2 separate regions of the Homo sapiens genome follow, and region 1 is linked to region 2. Evidence: read pairs that join two places in POLR2A ChIA-PET (ENCODE). Cell type or tissue: MCF 10A. All regions are shown on one strand. Each heading gives the region's core, and the rest is flanking DNA. Links, peaks and the distances in the headings are about the cores only. Region 1 holds the start of LOC107984118 (a long non-coding RNA gene). Region 2 overlaps LOC124901138 (a long non-coding RNA gene).

What was found. ChIA-PET counts read pairs that join two places held together with the same protein. Peaks named below come from ENCODE experiments on the same cell type or tissue, not always from the same donor. Only the 100,000 strongest peaks of a DNase experiment are listed, where the experiment ranks them.
Region 1: POLR2A ChIA-PET joins it to region 2 with 26 read pairs; 5 of 35 experiments call an interaction of 5 or more read pairs at or near these places.

What each region holds. Positions count from the first base shown.
Region 1 is chr5:173,705,529-173,718,023 of GRCh38, reverse strand. LINC01942 (long intergenic non-protein coding RNA 1942) reads right to left here. Exons shown (of 3, transcript NR_146727.1): 3 at 12,175-12,434. LINC01484 (long intergenic non-protein coding RNA 1484) reads left to right here. Exons shown (of 3, transcript NR_108027.1): 2 at 6,076-6,178; 3 at 10,149-10,425. It overlaps LOC107984118 (a long non-coding RNA gene), which reads left to right and starts at 3,061. Exons shown (of 2, transcript XR_007059059.1): 1 at 3,061-3,198; 2 at 7,756-9,951. RefSeq lists an enhancer at 10,299-10,799. In MCF 10A, for the core only: no CTCF peak of the experiment used is centred there; a DNase peak (open chromatin) is centred at 10,393.
Region 2 is chr5:173,763,974-173,768,973 of GRCh38, reverse strand. The region is part of intron 1 of LOC124901138 (a long non-coding RNA gene); the gene reads left to right. Among named protein-coding and RNA genes, the nearest start is that of LINC01484, 20 kb to the right of the region's middle. In MCF 10A, for the core only: no CTCF peak of the experiment used is centred there; DNase peaks (open chromatin) are centred at 1,263, 1,863, 2,363 and 4,373.

The sequences.
Region 1 (12,495 bases), core at 7,496-12,495, 58 kb after region 2:
GAACTGAAATGGCTTCCCATGGGTGGGTAGTCTGGCCAGGCGCAATTCTGCACCTGGAAACTGGGCCTCCTGGGAAGTTAGGATGGACCCCACTTCTGGGCAATCTTGGGTGGGGCTGCGGGGGAAGGGGGCTGGGGAAATCAGGAGCAAAGAAAGCTCAGGACAGCAAAAGGGCAGAATACGTGACATGTTGAAATAACCTAGCCTCATCTATTAAAATACAAAATGCATGTATCTTTTGACAAAGGGATCCCTTACGTGGGAATCTGTCCTATAGAACAACAATCATTTATACGATTTGTAAGTACAAGGTGTTACTGCAGTACTGTTCATAGTGGCAAAAATCTAAAAGCCACCTTTGCTTGTCTGTCAGCTGGGGAATAATTGAATAAATTGTGGGTCACCCACACAACAGAATATTTTGCACCTGTTAAAAAAAGTTTTCTACATATGCAGTTATCTGGATTAATGTCCAGCACATAATTGTTAAATGAGAAAAACAAGATACAGAATACTGTAGGATCCCACTTTTTTGGTAAAAATCAACTAAGAAGCCCTATTTTTTGTATGTGTCTGAATATGAGGACAACTAATATTAGTTGCTGGAAAGAAAGGTAGAATGAGATGAATATGGAGAGATTACTTTTCATATATGTGTGTGTATAAATGCATAGACCTATGTGATTATCATATGTTTTATGCATTGTTATGAGTGCAAGCTACTTCACTAATTTCTGCAGAGGAATTTAATAAGGAGTTGTTATTTTTTTTTCTTTGAAAGAGAGTCTTGCTGTCACCCAGGCTAGAGTGCAGTGGTGCAATCTAGGCTCACTGCAACCTCCGCCTCCCGGGTTCAAGAGATTCTCATGCCTCAGCCTCCTGAGTAGCTGGGATTACAGGCACACACCACCACATCCGGCTTATTTTCTGTATTTTTCATAGAGACAGAGTTTCACCATATTGGCCAGGCTGGTCTCGAACTCCTGATCTCAGGTGATCCACCAGCCTCAGCCTCCCAAAGTGCTAGGATCACAGGTGTGAGCAACCGCGCCTGGCCAAGGACTGTTTTTAAATGAAAAGGAAAGAACTCATTCCTGAACCCATCTCTCACAGCGAGGTTTTAAAGCATGGTGTGGACTCCTTCACTCGTAAATAGGTTCAGCAATTCTATCTTGAGAATCTGCTATGTGGTGGGCACAGCTCTGAGCACAGTTAACCCAACAGGTGAAAAGATGCATCCCTACCCCAAAGCACTCACCTTCTGGTGGAAACACAGAGAACAGAGGAACACATCCATGTATAAGGCATTGGGAGGTCATGTTTACAAGAAAAACAGAGCAGGGTGAGGTACAGCCAGGAGTGGTGGCCTGTCTTCTGGACAGGGTGGTCAGAGAAGATCTTGGGCACAGACCTGAACAGACTGAGGGATGGAGGAGCCTGGGGAAGGAAAATCCAGGGAAGGGTGACCCTCCAGAGGGCCTCTGAGGGTGAATGTGCAGAGGCAGAACGTGCCTGAAACGCTGAGCAACCAGGAGGTCCGTGCAGGAGCTTGTGTTATTTTGGTGCAGGAGCTGGTGTTATTTCGGTGCAGGAGCTGGTGTTATTTCAGCATAGGAAGGACTTTGAATGTCATTCTAGGGGATTTGTCTTAGAAAAACAGGTTTCATCATTCCTGGACTTGTTCAAGACTGCGGTCAGCCCAGGCTATATCCTGGAGGGTCTGAGCAGAGGTTCAGCAGAGGTCCTGGTGGGCTCCAGGCAGGAACTGAAGGTGCTGAGCAAGACCTTGGTCATTCGTGCGAATGAAAGCCACAGTGGGGTACCCCAGAGGTTTGAGCAAACATGGTTTAAACCTCTGCAGAAATTAACGAAGTCACGTACACTCATAACAATGCATAAAACATATGATAATTACATAGACTTATGCACTTATCCACACACATATATGAAAAGTAATCTTTCCGTATTCGTCTCATTCCACCTTTCTTCCCAGTTGGATGTGGTAGAACAGACACTGCTGGTGGGAGAATCCTTGTGGAGCGAGCCCTTTGGCAACAGTTGGTGATTCCTAGTCAAGCTGAACATGCGCACACACTGGGATCTACCACTGCACTCCTAGGTGTGTCCCCTCCAGGAACTGTAGCATTCCAGTGCCAGGAGACCCACACAGCCTGCGCACAGCAAGATCATTCAAGATAGCAAAACCAGGAACAGCCCAAATGTCTACAGAGAGTAGAATGTGTGAGAAAACTGGGCTACCTTCCTCCGGGGCAGTACGATGCAAGCAGTGGCAATGAATAAGTGGCTGCTGCAGGCACGGGCTTGGGTGAATCCCAGATCCTCACGTGAATATAGGAAGCAAGTCACAGAGCACAGAGAGTATGATTCCATTTGCACAAAGTCCAAAACCAGACAAAATAGCTAGACTTTGTTTAGAAATCCATAAATAGGTCATAAAAGTATACAGAGAAACAAGGGAGTAATTGACACAAAATTTTTTAAAAAGTGTTGTAGACTGTAATTTTTTAAGTGAAAATGGTTGATATTTCATTGTATGACTCATTTAAACAGAAGCCAAAATGGATGAATGTCTTTTACTTTGTCGTTGTTAAGTAGGTGATGAAGGTGAAATTGTCAGTGGATGACATTAATCCTTCTCTCTCCACCGTTTTCCATAGGATTGTAGGTTTAAAGCAAAAGAGTGTTCCGTGGGATTTTCCATGGGATTGTAAGTTTAAAGCAAGAAAGTCAATACTGATGATGCCTTGAAATAAGTTATACAATTATACCCATTTCAGAGATGAGCAGAATGGGGCTCAAAGAGGTGACAGCACTTACTCAAGGTTACCCGGGATTCAGATCCACATTGGTAGGACTCCAAAGCCAGAAAGAACTTGACATATTTGAGGAACTGAAAAGAGGGCAGGGGTGGCGGGAGCACAGTGTGTGAGGGATAGCAGAAGGATTTGTAGGTCATGGAGGGAAGCTTGCAACGTTATTAATGGTGCCCTAGGGAGTCACCAAAGGGTTTTTAAGCAGAGGAGAGACAGGGCCAGATCTGCATTGTATAAAAACTTCTCTAGCTGCTGTGTCACAAAGATACTGGAAAGGGGCAAGGTGAAGGAGGAGACCAGCAGAGCAGCCACGGCCGGGACAGTGCAGAGGAGGGAAGATGACACAGCTGTGAGACATTTTGGGGTGAGTCACAGAATTTGGCAATGGACTGAATTTGAGACTTGAGGTAAAAGAAGAGGTCAAGAATGACGCCAGATTTTTGACTTCAACAGCTGAGTAGAAAGAGGCGACATTTGAAATAACTGAAGGAACGGCAGTCTGTGGGGACACAGGCCTGGGTGCTCAGAGTGGCACACTTTAATGCAAATGGCCTTCTGCTTTCTGCTCCAGTCCCCGCACTTAAGGAAGGAACAGCCACTGAGCTGTATGAACAGCCACCCCTGCCCTCCAACAGAGGCCCTGTTCTTGACATGCTCGTGCACCTCACTTTTCTCCTGGGGTGAGTTCTTTCCTCTGCTCTTCTGCTGACTGACACCTAGTCGGCCAGTCCAGGCCTGTCTGAAGCCTTGGGTGAGACCCCTGGTGCATCTCATGTTGTTGATTCCTCTGGCCTTTTGCTAAGTCCTCTACTCCTCTGCCTTTTATAAGGTCGAAGGGAACTCTAAAAAATCTATACTGGCCCATCAGCTGCAAAAATTAACTGTTTGGATCTCTTAGAATTTGGGTGGTACATGAAGAGCAATAGAAAACACTCCCCTTTCCTGGAGCATTACCTGAATTATTTAATAAGTTGCTTTCACTGGAGTCAATATAGTACCTAAGTCAAAGGCCTTTGAAGTCAGACAGGTGTGAGTTGGAATCCAGCCTCTGCAACATCAATAGCTGTGCGATCCTGGGCAAGGGACTTAGAGTGAGTAACACAGGGTCTGGCAGATAGGAGGACCTCAATCAACAGAAGGTGGTAGTGATCTGGGAAAATTGTAAAAGAAGAGACTTTTGGCTGGAAGAGCCAAGATCTTGCCGCCATTATATAGGTGGAGGAACGGAGGCCTGGAAACATTACAGGGTTTGCTCAAGGACCCACATTAGAGGTGGAACTCTACCAGGAGTTAACGCCACAAATGACTCCCAGCCCTGTTCTCTCTCCAGACCCCCTGGGGAAAAGCCGCAGACATGAGTGAAGGCAGCAGGACCTGTGTGACGTGGGTTTTCAGTTGATTGCAAGGTTGCTGGGGAGCAGAGGGACCCACTGCAGTCCCACAGGCTGGATGGTTTTGTTTTATTACACAGGGTAAAATCTGAACTAGCTGCTACTATTTACATATCAGGAGGTTTCCTGAAAAAATCAAAATTTCTGAATTTTTTTGAAAAATCAGAAAACATGGCCACCCAGCCCTGTATTCCTACAGGGTGGCAGTAGTGGGAGCTGACCTGCTGCTGTGCCCTTGTGGATCTGTGCTCTCCAGTTTGCCACAGTCCCTATCCCTCTCTATTGTCTCCTGGACACTATAGCCTGGTGTCACCTGCAGCTGGCTATCATGCTTGAGCTATTGTGTTTTGAATATGTGGTCCACTTTCCTCATTTGTGTGACCTGCTCTGTCCACAAAGACATGCACTTGCGATTCTGGCCTTAGAGTGTCTCCTTAAAAAAATGTTTTAGAACATAAAGATATATACATTCTCCAATCCATTGCTGCCCTATTAGCTATTGTTGTGGAACCCTGAGTCATTTCTCTCAAAATTCTCCTGGCAAATATGTTCCCTCTGAAATCTTCCTCCCCACATCCATTTGGAAATAGAAACTCCTGCCCACGGCTGTAGTGGTCCCTTTCTCTGCATCCTCCACTATTCCTCTTCTTTTGGATCTTGCCAAGGGTTATGGTCTGCAGTTTTCCATGCCTTTTCCTTTCCCCACCCTACCCCCCTCGCCTGCTCGCAGGGCCACTCCTTCTCTCCACATCGTGGAAACCTGGCCCTATGCTCTGCCTCGCTGCAGCTCTGCATGGCTGGCCCTCCTTTCTGCATCCGGTGGGCAAGAGGAACCAAAAACAGACATTTACAGGGAGCGGGGGATGGGGACAGGTCAGGTTTCTTGAGTTTCTTGGAGCAGGAATGTCAGTCACCAACCCTGTACCCTTACGATTCGCTCTGGACAGTGGCATACTAAATCTGTACTTGCCTCCCTTTCACTTTCAGAGATGAATAAACAAGCATGTCCTGCCTAAGATGTTTGGGGCCTCTCCTCTTTGACTTTCTATTCTACTGCCTCTGTTTAGACCTGTGCCAACTTGCAAACTTGCCATGGCCTCCCATCCAGCCTCCCTGCTTCCAACTCGCCCTCTCCTGTCCCTCTTCCACCCTGCCTCAAGCTTGATCAGGTCTCCCATCTGCGTGAATCCCATCAAGAGCTCCCTATTACCTTCAGAGGGAAGCCCAGGCCCTTGGCCAACCAGGCAGGGCTCACCTAACTTCCCAGCCTCATTGCTCATTTCTCCCCACCAGCACTGGCACTCAGTCTCGAAAGCCAGGAAGCTCTCACCCGGTTTTTCTCCTTGCCCTCATTTTTTTTCTCTATCAGAAAAACTTCTCTCATCAGGATGGAGTTGGGGAGGGGGCTACTCCCACTGATCCTTCAGGAATCAGTTTAAACACCACCTCCTCCCCACCCTTTGTCTGACTGCTTGTCTCCACCAAAGCGTTTAGATTGTTTTGTTTCTCCTCTGCTCACACCTCTGCTGTGGCCTGCCTGGTTGCACAGTTTACAGATCTGTCTCCCCCAGACTCTGAGGCCTCAGGCAGAGACCCTCTGGCTCATCTCTGTGTCCTCAGAACATGGCCCAGGATCTGGCATGACGACAGCCTAATACAAGCTTGAGGAATTGAGTGATGCAGTACTGAATTTCAGCAAAGACATAGAGAGGTTGTTCATAAAAGGCTGTCCTTGGGTTTTTTGAAATATGTTTCCTGCTTCATAGAAGCAAGGACCATTCTTCAAGAAGATGACCATGGGCCTCTCTCCACCCTTGTCAACCACAAGGCCCTTTCTATTCCTTTCACAGGAATAGGTCCTTCTGTCACGGGGCACAGGACCCTTGACCGCAAAATGACGTGAGTTACCACTGACTATTTTCTGGGTCTTGATCTTGTGACTCCAAATGGATGGTAAGCTCCTTAAGGGAAAGTCTATGATATTCATCCAACCACCCATCCATCCTTTCATCCACCCAACCATCCATCCATCTGACCATCATCCATCCATCCATCCATCCATCTATCCATCTTCTATCCATCTGTCTACTCACCCATCCACCCATCCATTCAATTATTCATCCATCCCTCTTCCATCCATTCACCCATCTTCCATCCATCTGTCCACCCATCCATTCCACCATTTATCCATCCAACCACCATCTATTCATCCAACCACTCGTCTATTCATCCCTCTGACCATCCAACCATCCATCGATTTGTTCAATTATTTTATCAAGCATCTACACTGCACCACACACCCTAATGGGTGTTGGGGAGAAAATGGAGAGTAAAATCAGATGGGACCTCTGACCTCAGTGCGGCTGACCATCAGTCCGGTAGAGGAGACACGTAAACTGACAATTATAAATAAACACAATGTGTCAACTCTGACAAGTGCTGTGAGGGAGAAATCAGCAGTACTGAGAAAGCCTTTATGGTCCTGGTGTGAGAGGTGGGATGAGCCCAACACAGCAACAACAGCAAGACCATGGGGGAGTGTGGTGCAGATGGGCAGGTGTACAGAGCATGCAGGCCATGTCTGCCAGCCCTCTCTTTGTGCATTAGCAACAGTAAAACGGGGCTTGTGTTTGGGCAGATTATACCACTGGTCTTGCATCCCAAATGTCTCTTTGTTCACTCGTTTATACAAACATGCTCAATAATATTTATGCATTTTTACTGTGACATCATTTTCTTATATAATAAAAGTGCCTATTTATATACCGTATATGTATATATATAATACACAGATGCACACACACAAGCACACATGCACAGAGCTTCTTGACAGTCAGTCCCTCATAAGGTAGTCCACTGAAGTGCAGTCATCACCATCCTCAGACCTCATGATTATATAACTAGAGCACCTTATATTTTTATATTTTATTATGTATTTAATAATCACATAACTCTTTAGTGAATGCCAATTAATTAGGAGAATGACATGCCTTCTCTCTGCTCCTCATAATATCCCCCTTAGATAGGTTTTATCTCCCCACTTACAAGATGTGGAGACTGGGCCGGGCACGGTGACTCACGCCTGTAATCCCAGCACTTTGGGAGGATGAGGCGGGTGGATCACATGAGATCAGGAGTTTGAGACCATCCTGGCCAACATGACAAAACCGTCTCCTCTAAAAATACCAAAATTAGCTGGGACTGGTGGCACGTTCCTTTAATCCCAGCTACTCGGGAGGTTGAGGCAGGAGAATTGCTTGAACCCAGGAGGCAGAGGTTGTAGTGAGCCAAGATCGTGCCACTGCACTCCAGCCTTGGTGACAGAGCAAGACTCTGTCTCAAAAAACAAACAAACACACAAAAACAAAAAAACAGAAAAAAACAGACTTGGAGACTGAGGCTCTGAGATGTGAAGTCACTTGCAGACAGGTCAGACAGCCAGGTCAGGTCAGACAGCCAGAAGCTGGGGAAGGCAGCGCTGGAGCTAGGTCTGTGTGACACCTCCTCCATCTATCCTGCCCCCTCTCTAGCATTTTAGGACCCAAAGGGACCTAAGAGAGTGCTCAGACAGCTGGCTGCGTTAGGAGCTACCTGTGGCTGCTGAAGAAGAGTTTGCGTCAATTTAAAGAAAGAGCCATTCAAGGAATGAGGACCATGACCTTGGCTGCACTGACCAGCTGGGCTCTGGAGACTCAGTGAGGCTGCCCAGCCACCAACAGGCCCTGCACAATAGATCCACGGACCCAGCAGTCAGAGGTGACCCTAGGGGTCACTGGCCCGTGGCTAAGGAGGAGGAGCACAGACCTGCGACCCCCTTTTCCCATGGACCACCCAGGGAGGCTGAGCGGGGACTCTGAGCTCAGATGGACAACCTCAGAGCCACTGGGAATTTGCCTGAGGCCACTGGGGCCAGGGTTAAATCCATATGAAGCAGCGCGGGCTGTGCACCTGCCATTTTCTAGGCTCTGTCACATGCATCTTTCTGCCAAATCTCATGGTGATCCTTCAAGAATAGTACTATTAATCTCCCCATTGACAGAGGGAGAAAGGGAGGCTCAGAGACGTTAAGTGTCTCACCAAAGCTCACACAGCTTCCAAGCAATAGAACTTTACTCAGTACTCAGTACAGGTTAACATTTATTCATTCACTCGATAACCATTTGCAGCACAGCTACCATATGCCAGGCAGTGTTCTAGGCACTTAGAATACATAGATGAGCAAAACAGGCAAAACCTTTCCCTCAGGGCGTTACCATTTGAGTGCCACCATGCCACGGCTGGTACAGTTGCTATTGAGACAAACAAAATAAGACCCAGTTTTTGCCTTTGGGGAGTAGGTAGTCTAGTGGAGGAGGCACATACACAGAAAATTCCAAAGTACTGTGGAAATCTCAGGGTACTTTGATAGGGATTACCAGAGGAGCTGTGAGAATAAAGGCTGGATATCAGGGAAGGCTTCCTGGAAGAGGTGTTGCCTGAAATGAGCCTGGAAGGATCACTTAGGGACAGAAAAGTCATTCCGTGTAGAATTCATGGTGAGTGACAGAGCCTAAACCCAGTCTCTTTTGCATGCTGAGCACTGAGACCCAGACGCTGGTGCTCAGACCTGATGACTTATTTTCCCAGGTACAGCTTGAGCAAAGACACAGAAGCAGAAGGCAGGTTTTTGGTTCCATGAACTCTACATCTGGCTACATACAAATGGTGAAGAGGAACAGGGAGAAACATGGTTGAAAAGAACAGGCTTGGACTTCAGGAAGCAGTAAAATGAGCGAATGCCATTTATGGTTACAAAGATAACTCAGCTGGGGGCCAAACAGAGACTGAAATGGAGTGGGTGAGGATGGAGGCCGGGAGGAGATGGCTGCAGAGGTCCCAGCAATGACAGTGGTTGTGGGAAGGGGCAACCCCAAGTCTTGTGCTCCCAACTGCAAATCCAGTGCTTTTTCTAAAAAAATATTTAAATAATTTATTTATTTTTGAGATGGAGTCTCGCTCTGTCACCCAGGCTGGAGTGCAGTGACACAATGTCGGCTCGTGCAACCTCTGCCCCCCGGGTTCAAGCGATTCTCCTGCCTCAGCCTCCCAAGTAGCTGGGATTACAGACGCACGCCTCCACGCCTGGCTAATTTTTTATATTTTTGGTAGAGATGGGGTTTCACCATGTTGCCCAGGCTGGTCTCGAACTCCTGACTTCAAGTGATCCACCCACCTCGGCCTCCCAAAGTACTAGGATGACAGGCGTGAGCCACTGTGCCCAGCCTTATTTTTTTTTTTAATTTATATTTTCAGAGGCAAACGATCCTTGCTCATTAAAAAAAGGAAATAGAAATTCAAAACAAAAATGCCTGTATCTGATGGGAAAGATGAGCCCAATGTTCTTTTTTAAAAAACCTTTATTATGAAATATTTCAACTGAACATATGCAGTTTATATTGTTATAAAGCATAACAAGCAATCAAACAGCTGTGAACCCACCACTCCATGTCAGAACTAGAACTTCCCAAAGCAGTCGGAGCTGAGGTGAGATCCACTCTGATGCCCTTCCCCAACTCCACGCCACCCCCCAAGACCTGACCACCTGATTACTCTGGGATTTCATTTTTGTCTCGTTCCCTTGCTTTGCTTTATGTCTTTACCAAATGTGAATGTGTGCCTAAACAATACAGTGCTCGATTTGCTTGTGTTTAAGCTTTATTACAAATATAACTTTGATCCTTCTGCTACTTGCAATTCTAAATTTGATATTACGAGTCTCAGCCTCATCGGCGTTGATGCGTGTGACCGACATTGATTCACTCTCACCAGTACGTGGTGTGTTCCGTTGCATGCATGCACCCCTGCTGGGGTATCCATTCTCCTGTTGGTGGACCTTTGGGTGGTATTAGTTGCTGGTCATCTCCATGGTGCTGTCCTCTTGCAGGTCTCCAGGACACATGTGCATGAGTTCCTCTAGGAAACCACGGTGTACAACTGCTGGGTTGCAGGCCCAGGGTTCTTTCCACTTCTCTATCCTCCCAAGTAGGGTCCAGCTGGCCTTAGTGCTGCCATGCTGAGAGCTCTGGGAGGGGCAACCCAGGGCAGACAGGCCCAGGCCAGCCACCCTGCCCCAGGCATTTCCCAGGACTCATCAGGCACCCAGCGGCCCCTCAGCAGTGAGCAATACCAGAAATCTGCCAGCTGGCTACTAACTGGGTCACAAGAGAGTACTGCTGTCTCACTCAGGGTGCGTTCCATTTCCTTCAGCACTTGCGCCAAGTAAGGCTGTGTTCACAGGCCACAAGACCCAAGGGAGATGGAAATCAGCTCACAGATGCTGAGCTGACTGCACACCAGGCAGTGTGCAAAGCACCTTACACATATAACTCACTTAATCCTCATCCCTGACTGCACGAGGTGGGCACTATTATTAACCCCACTTTACAGATAAGAAACTGAGGCGCAGGAAGTTGAAAATTTTGCCCAGACCAACACGTACAACTTCAAATCCAGACAGCCTGGCCGCTCTGCTCCTACTACTCTGCTACCCCATCTCTCAAGAGGGGAAAAGGACTAGCTCCTTGCCCAATCCTGAGGTTGTCAGCATTCTTTTACTGGCAAGGAAAACAAATGGAACTTCAATGAATATATGTAGAAAGAAAGACTTATTAGCTGACAAAAATCAATAGAGAAAAGACAGGTTAGAAGCAGATCTCAGGGCCCACTGGGTCCAGGGAGGCGAAAGCGCCCCTCCTTCTCCGTCTTCCTCCTCCACGTCTCTCTTTGTGCTGTTTTCATTCTTTCCTATTGCAAAAGGGCCTCCTCCCCTGGGCAGGTAGGTGGCTGCCTGCAACTCTCACCTCACCTTCTCACAGATCTGCCTATTTCTATTTTAAAATACAAACAAACCAAAAGCCAGAGAAGGTTCCTGACAGGCCCAGGAAAGGATGTGATTAGCTTAGTCTGGGCCACCTGCCCATTTTTTATGGACTAAATGTTTGTGTGTCTCCAAATTGGTATGTGGAAGCCCTACCCCCAGTGTGACAGTATTAGGAAGTGGGGCCTCTGAAAGGTCATTAGGTTTCAATGAGGTCATGAGGGTGGGGGGATCCATGATGGAATTAGTGCCGTTATAAGAAAAGGAAGAGACACCAGAGTTTTCTCTCCACCATGTGAGGTTACAGCAAGAAGGCAGCTGTCTGCAAGCCTGAAGAGAGCCCTTACCAGGAGCCAAATCTGCCAGCACCCTGATCTTGGACTTCCAGAACTGTGAGAAATAAATTCCTGTTCCTGAAGCCACTCAGTCCGTGGGATTCTATTAGCAGTCGGGACTGACTTGGACACTGTTCCTGGAGCAACGCTAGTGGCCTGGGGAAGCTGGGCCCTGGGACTGGTGCAGGGAGGGCCACAGTCCCAGCCTATAGCAGCTGAAGCTGCATTTGTCCCCAGGAAGAGGACATCACAGACACAACCCCAGAGGCAGTGGGAGGGGGCATGATTGATTGGGAGCAAGGCAACAGTCTAACAGGGCCCATCTGTGCCCAGGAGTGGGAGAAGCTCCTGGCCATGAAGAGAGCCCTCACCAGAGGCCAAACCTACTAGGACCTTGATCTTGGACTTCCAGCCTCCTCCCTGGAAACACGTGACAGCACATATGGGTGGTCTCCCTTCTTGAGCGAGGCCTGAGTCTTCACCCAGGATCCAACTAGACTGAAAAGAACTGTCTCCCTAACAGCACTCCATCAGCATTCAGAGAAAAGAGATTTCCACCTGGTGTTTTTAACCAACACAACCTCCTTCTACACCCTAACCCATAGAGGGCCCTGGGACCAGTATAAGAAGTGTGGGTGTTAAGCTGGGACTGCTAGAAGGAGCAGCAGCCCCATGGGAGCAGGGCAGGAGGGTCCCCTCTTGACCTGCTGACTGCAAACACTGCAGCCGGAGAGACACTCACTCAGGCCACGGTGGGGAGGCCCAGGGGAGGCACGTGTCCTCATTCTGCTAAGGCGATAGGGCTCGGGCACAGGACAGGCGATTTGACATCAGAAAATCCTGCAGGGGCTGGCCTGGCCTCTAGATGCACGTCCTCCCCTTCAGACCCACCCCACACTCACCCAGCCCTGGGCTCCGGCCACTCCATGGAGCCCGTGGCAAAGGCCTGATGTGTCCTCAGTGAATCCAGGTCAGAGAGCGGTCGAGCAGCAACTTGGGGAGCCAAGTGGATGAAAATCTGGACAAGAGAACAAAGCCAACCTGTTGGCCAAGGAAACTCAATCCGATTATACCCCAGA
Region 2 (5,000 bases), core at 1-5,000:
AACCCTTCTCAGACACAGAGGAACTATCTATCTCTCCTTGAGGGTGCTTCATGATCATAAAAAGATCCATCTGAAATTGTAGAGTAATTCCAACATCTAGCCCTGGGAAACCAGCTCTGGCAGGATGGAGGCAGGGTGTCTAGCCAGACGCTCAGTCTCTGTTACAGTCAGAGTGGAGGTCCTGGTCTGATACTACCATTGGGTACAAATGCAACACAATAGTAACACTAGCAAAACTTCATTAAATATTCTTTCTACACCAGCAACTGATCTCATTTAATTCCAACAAAAACCAGCAGGGCAAGTAGGTACTATTACACATCCCCGTTTTACAGATGATTAGACTGAGGCCCAAAGAGGCTCAATACCTCACCCACATCATATGGCTAGCAAGTGGCAGAACTGAGGCTTGCAACTCAGGCAGTCCAATCCCAGAGCCTGACTTGCCAACCACTCTCCAAAACGGAGGCCGTCAAGCCACATGGATGCCCACTGCCATCACGGCAAACCCACATGCTAGACCTGACACTCAGGCTGAAGCTACTCAAGGACTTGGGAACCTTTTGTCCTCTGGCCTGCGTGGTGCAGTTGTTGAAAACAAGCAGATGCAGGGAGACAGACCCATCTGCTTCAAAACCAACATCAGCAGCCACAGAGGAGGCACAGCTCTCTGAAATCTCTTCTATTAAGCCAAATGGTTGTCAGAATTAGTTCGGATGAACTGAATATATTTATATGTGAAGGTATTGCTGGAGGGTGTGGGGGCAGAAAACGAATGATCTCTGTGTGCTTGCTCTGCAAACATCCACCGAGGACTGCTGGATACCCTGTCCCTGACCTCCTGGAGGGCACCCTCTGGGAGGCGGCCAGGCACAGAAGCAGACGGTTCAAATGCCCTGGACGTCATGCACAGTGGGGTGAATGCAGGGTGCACTGGGGACACAGAGCAGGGATATCTGCCTTAGCCTGGGCACAGGAACCTGGATCCAAGCCCAGATTGGCTGAAGGGTCGAGTGGCAGCCAAGGATATTCCAGGCAGGGGGAACAGCATCTTCAAAGACAAGGGGGATTTGAGGTTTTGCTGAAGGTGAAGACGTCATGTAGAAAGGATCCAGTTGGAGAGACTGGGGACAGGTACTAGGGAAGTCTGCCACCCAGCCAGCTGGCCTGGACCACTGTAGGCCAGAGGCCACCTTGTTCTCAGCTCCTCTCTGCAACTAGAACAGCCTCTGAGTTCTAGATGAAACGCAAGGTGCTTGCCAAGAATGCGGTAATGCCAAGAACACTCTGCTGAGGTTGCATCTTGAAATAGTAAAAACGAGAGATAGTAAATCACTGCTGTCACACTATGCATTCATTATACCTGCGCTTGCAGAGGTTTAATTTGCTACACTCACTGAAAGTGTGAAAGTGGGCAGACATTAATATTGCTGTCAGCCCCTTTGTAGTATTAAAAATGTTAACAGCTCCCGTTTTAGGGGCCCTCACATTGGCCAGCACATTGCCTTAGTGCTTTATATATGATGCTATCCTATTTAACAGAGGGACAATCTGAGGCTCAGAGAGGTCCAGGAACTTGCTCAGTGTCGTATGTTGAGGAAAGGAAGAAGTCAGGGCCCAAACCCACATCTCCCTGACATCTGCGCCCAGGGTCCTCCCTCTGGGCCCCCTTGCCTTGACATCCTATGATTTAAGGACTTTGTGGATTTCTGAAAACGTTTTCATCTATTGTTATATTTGCCCCTCCAAGGAACCTTCTCATAAGGTAAGGAATCTTGGCTCAGAGAGCTAAACTGTCTTCTCCAAGGTCACACAGCTTTTGAAGGGGCAGACTGGAGACTTGAACCGAGCTCTCACCACTGCAAAGCCAAAGCTGTCTCTTTACCATGGCTCCCAAGTTCACAGCAAAGAAAATGGACAGCTAACATTCCATGCAGCTATGATTTTTTTTTTTGTTCTTTTTTTTTTGAGACAGTCTTGCTCTGTCGCCCAGGCTGGAGTGCAGTGGCGCTATCTCGGCTCACTGCAAGCTCCGCCTCCCGGGGTCACACCGTTCTCCTGCCTCAGCCTCCCGAGTAGCTGGGACTACAGGCGCCCGCCACTACGCCCAGCTAATTTTTTTTGTATTTTTAGTAGAGACGGGGTTTCACCGTTTTAGCCAGGATGGTCTCGATCTCATGACCTCGTGATCTGCCCGCCTCGGCCTCCCAAAGTGCTGGGATTACAGGCATGAGCCACCCGGCCGCAGCTATGATTCTTTAAAAAAAAAAAACCCACACTCGTGTTCTCTTGATCTTTGGCAGGTATTCGTTAAGCAATCAAAAGACAAATACCTAGGAGAGCGGAATGTGCAGGTCACAGCCAGAATGACATCATAAGGAGCAGACTGTGCCAAGTACATTTCATTTCCTCTGACAGGATGGCAGGCTGGGAGATAAAGCCCAAGCCACTGACGTTGTCAGTTCCCTTTGTTCTGAAGGACAAGCTAGATCAGCTCCACAGAAACGACTGAGGACAGAAAAGGAGACAAGTCATGCCACACACCCACAGAGGCACACCCACATAGACCTTCACAGACACACCAACACACACTCACAGGCACAGAGAGACACGCAGACAGGTAGACACACTGAAAGACATATCAAAAGGCACACGTGTATAGAAACACACAAAACACCCACACATCCCCAGAGACACACGTGCAGACTCACAGATACACACACACAAATACACACACACAGTCATGCAAACACACCTGCCTCTCTTCCATGTGTAGTCATGCAAATACACAGACAGGCGCATATACACAGACATTTTACACACTCACAGAAATGGGTGCAGACACACACACACACACAGACACACATACATGCATATATCCACATCACCCCTTGCTGCCTACTCAAACCCCCTCCTCAGTAGTCCCGGAATTATATTCTTCCCACATTGGAGACTTGGGAAAAGGAATACCTCTGGTATTTGTGCATTTTCTTGCCCCTTTCTTGCCTGATGTCTTTATCTCAAAGCTTTGGCAGTCAGCGAGGGAGGAGCTGCCTATACTACTTATTTGTAGTTTTTTGAATGTCTGTCTCCCTTGCCAGCCTGGGAGCCTAGCACAGTGTCTGTCAAGCACGTAGTAGGTGCTCAGCAAATATCTGTGAAATGAATGAATCAAACAAGTCTATATCCTTGGTGTTTAGCACAAGACTTGGCGCAAAATATGTGCTCAACTGAAGTGTGTCAAAAAAAGTAATACATGATTACGTATTATGTATGATTATGAACCACGTTCTGTTATATGCCAGGCACCTCTATGACTTCATTTTATCCTCTCCAGACCAAGAAATAGACACCAATTTCTAGACTAGGAAAATGAGACCCAAGGAAGTTAAATAAGTTACCCAAGTTTCCCAGATTCCTGGGGAAGCCATTCAAAGCCAGGCCTCTGATTGCTAAACTGACACTCAAAACAACAACTGTAGACTCTACGAAGAAATGGATGAATGAATTTTTCCCTGTGTGACACAACTCAGTGATGACCTCCACAGCCGGCTGTGACTTATCCAGGTGTGAGGTAACTCTGGAGAATGAACCGTCACGTTGTCTTCAATCCCAGGGTGACGGCTCAGTCTCCAGCCTCTGTCTGGAACCTTCCATGGGATTGTATTTTGAACATATTACATTACATTTACAGATACATATAGTGGATATCCATAGATCTATATCTATATATAGATATAGATATCCAAAAGCTGCTGATGTTTGCATTTCTGCGTGCTTCCTCTCAGCTTACACACACGCACACGCACAAAGCACATATATATTATATATATGTTTGTGTATTATATTACTATATATCTGAACATTTGTCGTTTGAGGCCCATTCTAGCCCCAGATGTTTTTCTTCTATGTTTGTGTAAACCACACAGCCCCACCCAGAATCTGTCAAATATTTTCATTTCCTTTGCCTTGGTACAATCCGTGGGTTTAAAACTCAACCAACCTGTAGGCCAATTAAGCTACTTTGCATAACAGCTGCTTTTGGCAGTGATGGATGGTGCCTGGTTGAGCATCTTGCGAATCCCGAAAGGCTCCTACCTCTGTATTATCTGCATGCCTGAGACCTGCTCAGATTCCCCTCTTTGGCCCCCTCACCCCCACAGTTTCCCTGAAAAAAGGAGGGCTGTGCAGAGAACCTTTGCCTCTGTCTGGGACAGGCAGAATATGGATAGAGACACAGAGCACAGAGGTCAGACTCTTTCCCCACAAAGGAAAATAAAAATGTCCGGCGGTAGTGGCCTCCTGGTAGGCAGGGGGCCAGGGCAGGCGGTGGTGACTCATCAACACCAGGCGGCCTGACTCAAGGCAGAGCAAGAGAGTGTCTCCGGCTCCTGTAATGAGCTCCACACTTACTCATAGCTTTGCCAGGCTAAGCACGGAGACATCTGAGGGCAAGGGAGGCTCTATTTCTGATAGCTTGACCCCAAAGATGACGTAGGTTGTTGTCTATCACTTTCTTTAAAAAAATCACTCTGTTGTGGCCAGGCACAGTGGCTCACGTGTGTAATCCCAGCACTTTGGGAGGCCGAGGCGGACAGATCACCTGAGGTCAGGAGTTTGAGACCAGCCTGACCAACATGGAGAAACCCCGTCTCTACTAAAAATACAAAAATTAGCCGCGTTTGGTGGTGGGTGCCTGTAATCCCAGCTACTCAGGAGGCTGAGGCAGGAGAATTGCTTGAACCTGGGAGACAGACATTGTGGTAAGCCGAGATCATGCCACTGCACTCCAGCCTGGGCAACAAGAGTGAAAGTCCATCTCCAAAAAAAAAAAATCACTCTGTCGCTTCCCAGTTGCACACTCTATTCACTGGGGAGCCCTGCGTGAACAGAGCAGAGTTTTAAACACTGCTTTAAAAGCAGTGGCCAAGTAGCCCATATTTTCCCTACCTTAGCCACCTCAAATGCCTCTCCCCACCAGCAGCTACCTGAAATTCCCC